2 separate regions of the Mus musculus genome follow, and region 1 is linked to region 2. The links are chromatin loops, found by intact Hi-C in ENCODE. Cell type or tissue: left cerebral cortex. All regions are shown on one strand. Links, peaks and the distances in the headings refer to the core of each region. The heading gives the core; the rest is flanking DNA. Region 1 holds the start of Twist1 (twist basic helix-loop-helix transcription factor 1). Region 2 overlaps Hdac9 (histone deacetylase 9).

The links. Hi-C counts contacts between places; a loop is a spot of excess contacts. Peaks named below come from ENCODE experiments on the same cell type or tissue, not always from the same donor. Only the 100,000 strongest peaks of a DNase experiment are listed, where the experiment ranks them.
Region 1: it touches region 2 in a loop (2.2-fold over the local background); 3 of 42 quality-filtered maps call a loop at or near these places.

Annotation. Positions count from the first base shown.
Region 1 is chr12:33,957,294-33,960,199 of GRCm38, forward strand. Twist1 (twist basic helix-loop-helix transcription factor 1) reads left to right here and starts at 378. Exons shown (of 2, transcript NM_011658.2): 1 at 378-1,345; 2 at 1,877-2,538. The coding sequence starts at 685. The coding sequence ends at 1,305. In left cerebral cortex, for the core only: no CTCF peak of the experiment used is centred there; DNase peaks (open chromatin) are centred at 363, 803, 1,140, 1,835 and 1 more place; H3K4me3 peaks cover 972 bases.
Region 2 is chr12:34,431,171-34,434,076 of GRCm38, forward strand. Hdac9 (histone deacetylase 9) reads right to left here. Exons shown (of 28, transcript NM_001271386.1): 6 at 1,911-2,061; 7 at 693-819. Among named protein-coding and RNA genes, the nearest start is that of Gm51984, 220 kb to the left of the region's middle. In left cerebral cortex, for the core only: a CTCF peak has its summit at 1,483 (motif pointing left); DNase peaks (open chromatin) are centred at 790, 1,503, 1,920 and 2,410.

The DNA.
Region 1 (2,906 bases), core at 286-2,785, 470 kb before region 2:
GACAGTCCCCTGTTTGCGGTGCTGTGCTCGGGTGCGGGGGCGCTGGGCGCGCTCTGGCGCGGAAGGAAATCGCCCCGCGTCCTCCCCGAAGCGGAGGGGGAGAGCTGGGGGGGGGAGAGGGAGGGGAGAGGCGGGCGCAGGGGCTGGCCGCTCGGGCCAGGTCGGTTTTGAATGGTTCGCAGGACGAATTGTTAGACCCCGAGCAAGGGGGGAGGGGGCGAGGGAGGGGGGCTGGAAAGAGGAAACTTTCCTATAAAACTTCGAAAAGTCCCTCCTCCCCACGTCAGGCCAATGACACCGCTGCCCCCAAACTTTCCGCCCGCACGGAGGTATAAGAGCCGCCAAGTCCACAGCCCGCGCCCAACTCTCAGACACCTCGCGGGCTCGCCAGCACCGGCACCGGCTGCGCCAGGCCGGAACGGGGCGCGCTTGCGGCCGTCGGGCGCCTTCTTTTTGGACCTCGGGGCCCTCCACACCGTCCCCTCCCCCGCCCGCCTCCCTCCCCGCCTCCAGCGCCCTCCCCGCGGAGGTCCCCCCACCCCCATCCCGCCTCCCTGCGTCCTCCGGGCCGCACCGCCCGGGCCGGCGCCGAGCGCGGGGAAGCTGGCGGGCTAGGGCGCCCCGCTCCTCTGCTCTACCCTCCCCCGTCCCGGCTCCGCGAGGCCGCACGTCGCCGCCCGCGAGATGATGCAGGACGTGTCCAGCTCGCCAGTCTCTCCGGCCGACGACAGCCTGAGCAACAGCGAGGAGGAGCCGGACCGGCAGCAGCCGGCGAGCGGCAAGCGCGGGGCTCGCAAGAGACGCAGCAGTCGGCGCAGCGCGGGCGGCAGCGCGGGGCCCGGCGGGGCCACGGGCGGGGGCATCGGAGGCGGCGACGAGCCAGGCAGCCCGGCCCAGGGCAAGCGCGGCAAGAAATCTGCGGGCGGAGGCGGCGGCGGCGGCGCGGGCGGAGGTGGTGGCGGCGGCGGCGGCAGCAGCAGCGGGGGCGGGAGCCCGCAGTCGTACGAGGAGCTGCAGACCCAGCGGGTCATGGCTAACGTGCGGGAGCGCCAGCGCACGCAGTCGCTGAACGAGGCGTTCGCCGCCCTGCGCAAGATCATCCCCACGCTGCCCTCGGACAAGCTGAGCAAGATTCAGACCCTCAAACTGGCGGCCAGGTACATCGACTTCCTGTACCAGGTCCTGCAGAGCGACGAGCTGGACTCCAAGATGGCAAGCTGCAGCTATGTGGCCCACGAGCGGCTCAGCTACGCCTTCTCCGTCTGGAGGATGGAGGGGGCCTGGTCCATGTCCGCGTCCCACTAGCAGCGGAGCTCCCCACCCCCTCTGCAGGCCGGAGACCTAGGTAAGGACCGGCTCCAGGGATCGATCGGGCCAGGCCGCGGGTCCCCTGTTCACCTCGCCACCGTGCTGGGTATCCCCCCCCCATCCCCCTCCACTCTCCTCGCTGCCCTCCACCTAGCCAGGCACCGCCACCTCATTCCACCCGCATCCCTGGCAAGCAGTTCAGTCCCCACAGGGGAAACAGGTCCTAGGGTCGGGGAGAACCAGTGTGCCCAGGAGAGGTGTATGTGTGTGTGCGCGTGCGGGGGTGTGCATGACAGAAGATTGAGAAAGTCAAGCATAGGGGCCTTGTGCCCAAAACGCCATCCCCCAAACCCCTTTCTTTCTTCTTTAAAATTCCCTTCTTAAAACAACTGTTTCCAAATTCCACCCCCTCCTTTCCGCCCACCCACTTCCTCTTGCCCTTGGGCTGAAATCCTTCCAGGTTGTTCAGCGAAAATTCTCGCTGGTAGTGATAACAGGGCTTAGCGGTCATAGAAAACAGCCACAGAGACATCCTCAATAACCGACTTTCCCCTCTGGGTTTTTGCAGATGTCATTGTTTCCAGAGAAGGAGAAAATGGACAGTCTAGAGACTCTGGAGCTGGATAACTAAAAATAAATCTATATGACAAAGATTTTCATGGAAATTAGAAGAGCAGAGACCAAATTCACAAGAATCAGGGCGTGGGGCACACTTTTAAAAGAGAAAGCGAGACAGGCCCGTGGACAGAGATTCCCAGAGGGGCAGCAGCAGACCCCCCACACCTCTGCATTCTGATAGAAGTCTGAACACTCGTTTGTGTCCCCCCACCCCACTTTTTGACGAAGAATGTTTTATTTTTATTTTTCATGCATGCATTCTCAAGAGGTCTTGCCAATCAGCCACTGACAGGAAAGGCATCCCTGTGGACTGGCTCCATTTTAAAATGGTAACAATCAGAGGAATTTTAACACCTTTAGAAATAAAAACGCTGGGATCAAACTGGCCTGCAAAATCATAGTCAGTGAATTCCTTAAAAACCATACTTCCTCTGAAGGAAAAGAAAAACATAAATTACAAAAGACAACATTCTATTTATTTATTGATGACCCATGGTAAAATGCAAATAGATCCGGTGTCTAAATGCATTCATATTTTTATGACTGTTTTGTAAATATCTTTTGTATATTATTTTTCTGCAATAAATAAATATGATTGAAAAATTTTAAGAACTTTAAAGTTTGGTCTATATTTTTAAGACTCAGAATTAACTTGGTGGTAAATACTTGTTTGTTTAACTCTAGGGGCATCTAGGAGGGAGTTGGGGGACTAATATAAACAAAGAAGTGAAAACTTCAAATAAACCAGCTACTGACGGAGACAGCCAGCTATTTAAAAGACAGCTCTAATATTATTACAGCTTGGCGTTCAGCAGGGCTCACAGCCTCTCCATGCCTTAGTTCTTGGGGCAGCAAAGGTTGAACAGATTTGCTAACACCTACTTCTTACCGAACTAAAGCACTGAAATAAGCAATGTGATACCAGTTTTATTTCCTTGTCACTATGGATTTTTGTCTTTTCCTTCATTTCCATTTCTGAG
Region 2 (2,906 bases), core at 107-2,606:
CCCATAAAAGCTCCAAGAACACCATGTATCTTGTTGTCTGTCTGTATCTCAGCAGTCAGACTCTTATTTCACTGGTGGAAAGAAGTGAGCTACAGCAGGGAGGGCCTGGAGGAGTTAGCGAAGGCTTAGGCTTGTTTATAGTTCTTCCTCCCTTACCTTCATCCCCTTCTCTTCTTCTTTAAAAACAATAGAAAAAAAAAACAGTCTGAATTTCTCAAAATAGCTCTAGTTTCCATTTTATATTAAGCCAAATGAAATGAAATAAAGCCATAATCTGCTAAACATTTATAAATTCTGCACTGATATCAGATGTACTAGATGAGGATTCAAAACCATCTCTGGGTCCTCCCGGATTCCACTTGTTCATTCAACAAAGAAGAGGATCTTCTCTGCCCTCACAGTGGTAAATGCTAACCATTACTGAGCACTGCTTGCTCCTATTTACTTTGTAATGTTTTTTGTTTGTTTGTTTGTTTGTTTGTTTTCCTTAAGACCTTATTAGCAACTCTAGAGGTAGGCACTGTTGTACTCCTTTTTGTGGAGAAGAAAGCTGATATTTAGAGATTTCCAGAAACTTGTGGCTACACAACTGAGAAGTGGCAGGCCCAGAATTTTTGCCCAGTTCAGACAGAGAGAAAGAACTTGTGTGCTCTCAACCCCCCAGGATAAGAACAGCCAAACACAGAACATACGTGTACCAGAGCTTGGGATGGCGGCCCACGGAATGATTCTTTCCATTGGTTGGAGTGTCTTTTGTTGCTGATTTACTCAACAGGAATTCTTGAAGCTTCTGCTTAACCTCTGTGCTTGCCACTGCCCCTGCAACACACACACACAGGGACACAGACACTGACTGTGAGTTACTTCCTCTCGCCACTCAAGAATGCTCAACAAAGGTTATGAAGAAATATCACTGGCCACAGCATATGGTGCTTTCCTATTAAAAGAAAAAAAAATCTACACAGGCTTTAGACAGTGGAAGAAGTCTATCTTTTAACTGTTCCTTATGTTACTTTTTTTTTCCCTCAAAAATACCTTCAATGATTTCTTTGATCGTTTTTATAGGAAGGGAATTCAGCTAACTATCATCAATCTGTCTTTAAATCTAAAGAGAAGACTGCTGACAGTCGGGGCTGTCTTAATGGCACACGGCTTGCCAATTTTTTTATTTTGCTCTTTCTGGGGCTCTATGTTCAATCCCCAACACTTACAAAAGTGGATGCATGAATAGGAACAAAACACTAGTTTTTAATATTATTTTATCTTTCTAAAATTAGGGATCTTGGGGAATGTTGCAGATAGCTACAATACATTAAAATGATCTCCTAAGTTTCTTGTCTATAAATTCAACATTGTCTTAGAATTCATTTGAGTACTAAACAAATAAATTTCGTTGGTAATTTCAGTTCAAATCACCACACTTTAAACTTTGCAATGCCTGAGCCTGAACTGCCTGGAGAGAGGGCAATCATTTGGATCTGTCTCCCTCTTGTGGATCGATAGTTTGCAAGTGCTCTGCCTTGAGTCTTTCCAGAGTCTAAGTACACCAATACAGAACTGAGGCACACCCTGATGCTCAGAACAGTGTCTGCCTAGGCAGAAAGAAGGAAGAACTGAAAACACATAGATATTACTTTATTACTAGTAAACAGGCAGTCTTACACTCGGTCGCTTCAGCACGATTTTACTTTCAAAGCCCAATGAACCAGTCTGTGTCTCTGCCAATGCTGTGTTTATTTCTCATTAAACTCTGCAGAGCTAATGTGAACAGGCACTTTAGTCTATACGTTATTCTTTCCATTAGACAAGGACATTTTTGGCAAGTTTATTTTTCATTATTTATCAGGTTCCTTGCGACGGTCAGCTAAAGATGCAGAAGACAGTGTGTCTGTTACCCTGGTGCCTCTTACTTTCTCGTCCTCTATCTTTGCCTCTGAGAGGAGGAAGCTGCTGCTCTCTGCGATGCCTCTCTACTTCCTGTTCTTGCCTCTGCTGCTCCAGTTTCTGCTCCTTTTCTAGGAGTTCTTGCTGTTGTTTTATGGCTAGAAGTTCCTGTTGTAACTTGCGAGAAGAGAAAGACATGAGAGTGTGCAATTTCTTTAAGGTTCAAAGTCATCACTCACTGCCCCAAATTGCAATGTTAATCAGCTTTTGGAACTTGAAAGTATTTAGTTTGTGCTTCAACCACCTTTTAATGATTGAAATATGAAGACAGGAAACTAAAGTCATGATGGTTTTTATATCTAAACCAAGCAAGGTTTTTAGATGATTCCATTCCTTGTGTCTCCCTATCAACAAACATTACCAAGTCCCCACAGTCATCTGAATGCTGTTGGCTTGAACCTTTAGTTTCCTTCCCTGTGTACTTACAAAATGCAGGAACATACCAAGACAGAGACGGCCCACGTGTCTATTACACAAAGTCTGTCACACTATAAATAGACTACTGAAGTAATCAGTTCTTACCCTGAGCTATAGCATAAAGCTCAAGTGAACAGAAATGGTAAGGTGCGAGGTAATTTGGGGAAAGTCTACCTGAACTAGAACAAGCACTAAGACCTTTACCACCTCATAGAGACAGTTCTTATTAGAGTAAGGTAATCTACATAACCATATATGACTCTAGAAAATACAGAGGCTTCAGAACGGTCATCTAACACAGGAAAACTTCAGGAGTAGAAACACAGTTGCAAATGAAATCACTTCCACAAACTGTTCTTCCATGGACTGGTATTTGGTTTTCTGAATTCTCTGAATTTACTTCAAACCATTTATAACAAAAATATGAGGTTATTTGTTATGACCTTTTAAAGATATCACCTTCCCTACAGACCTAGAATATATATAATCTATATCAGAATATATATAATCTATCTATCTATCTATCTATCTATCTATCTATCTAT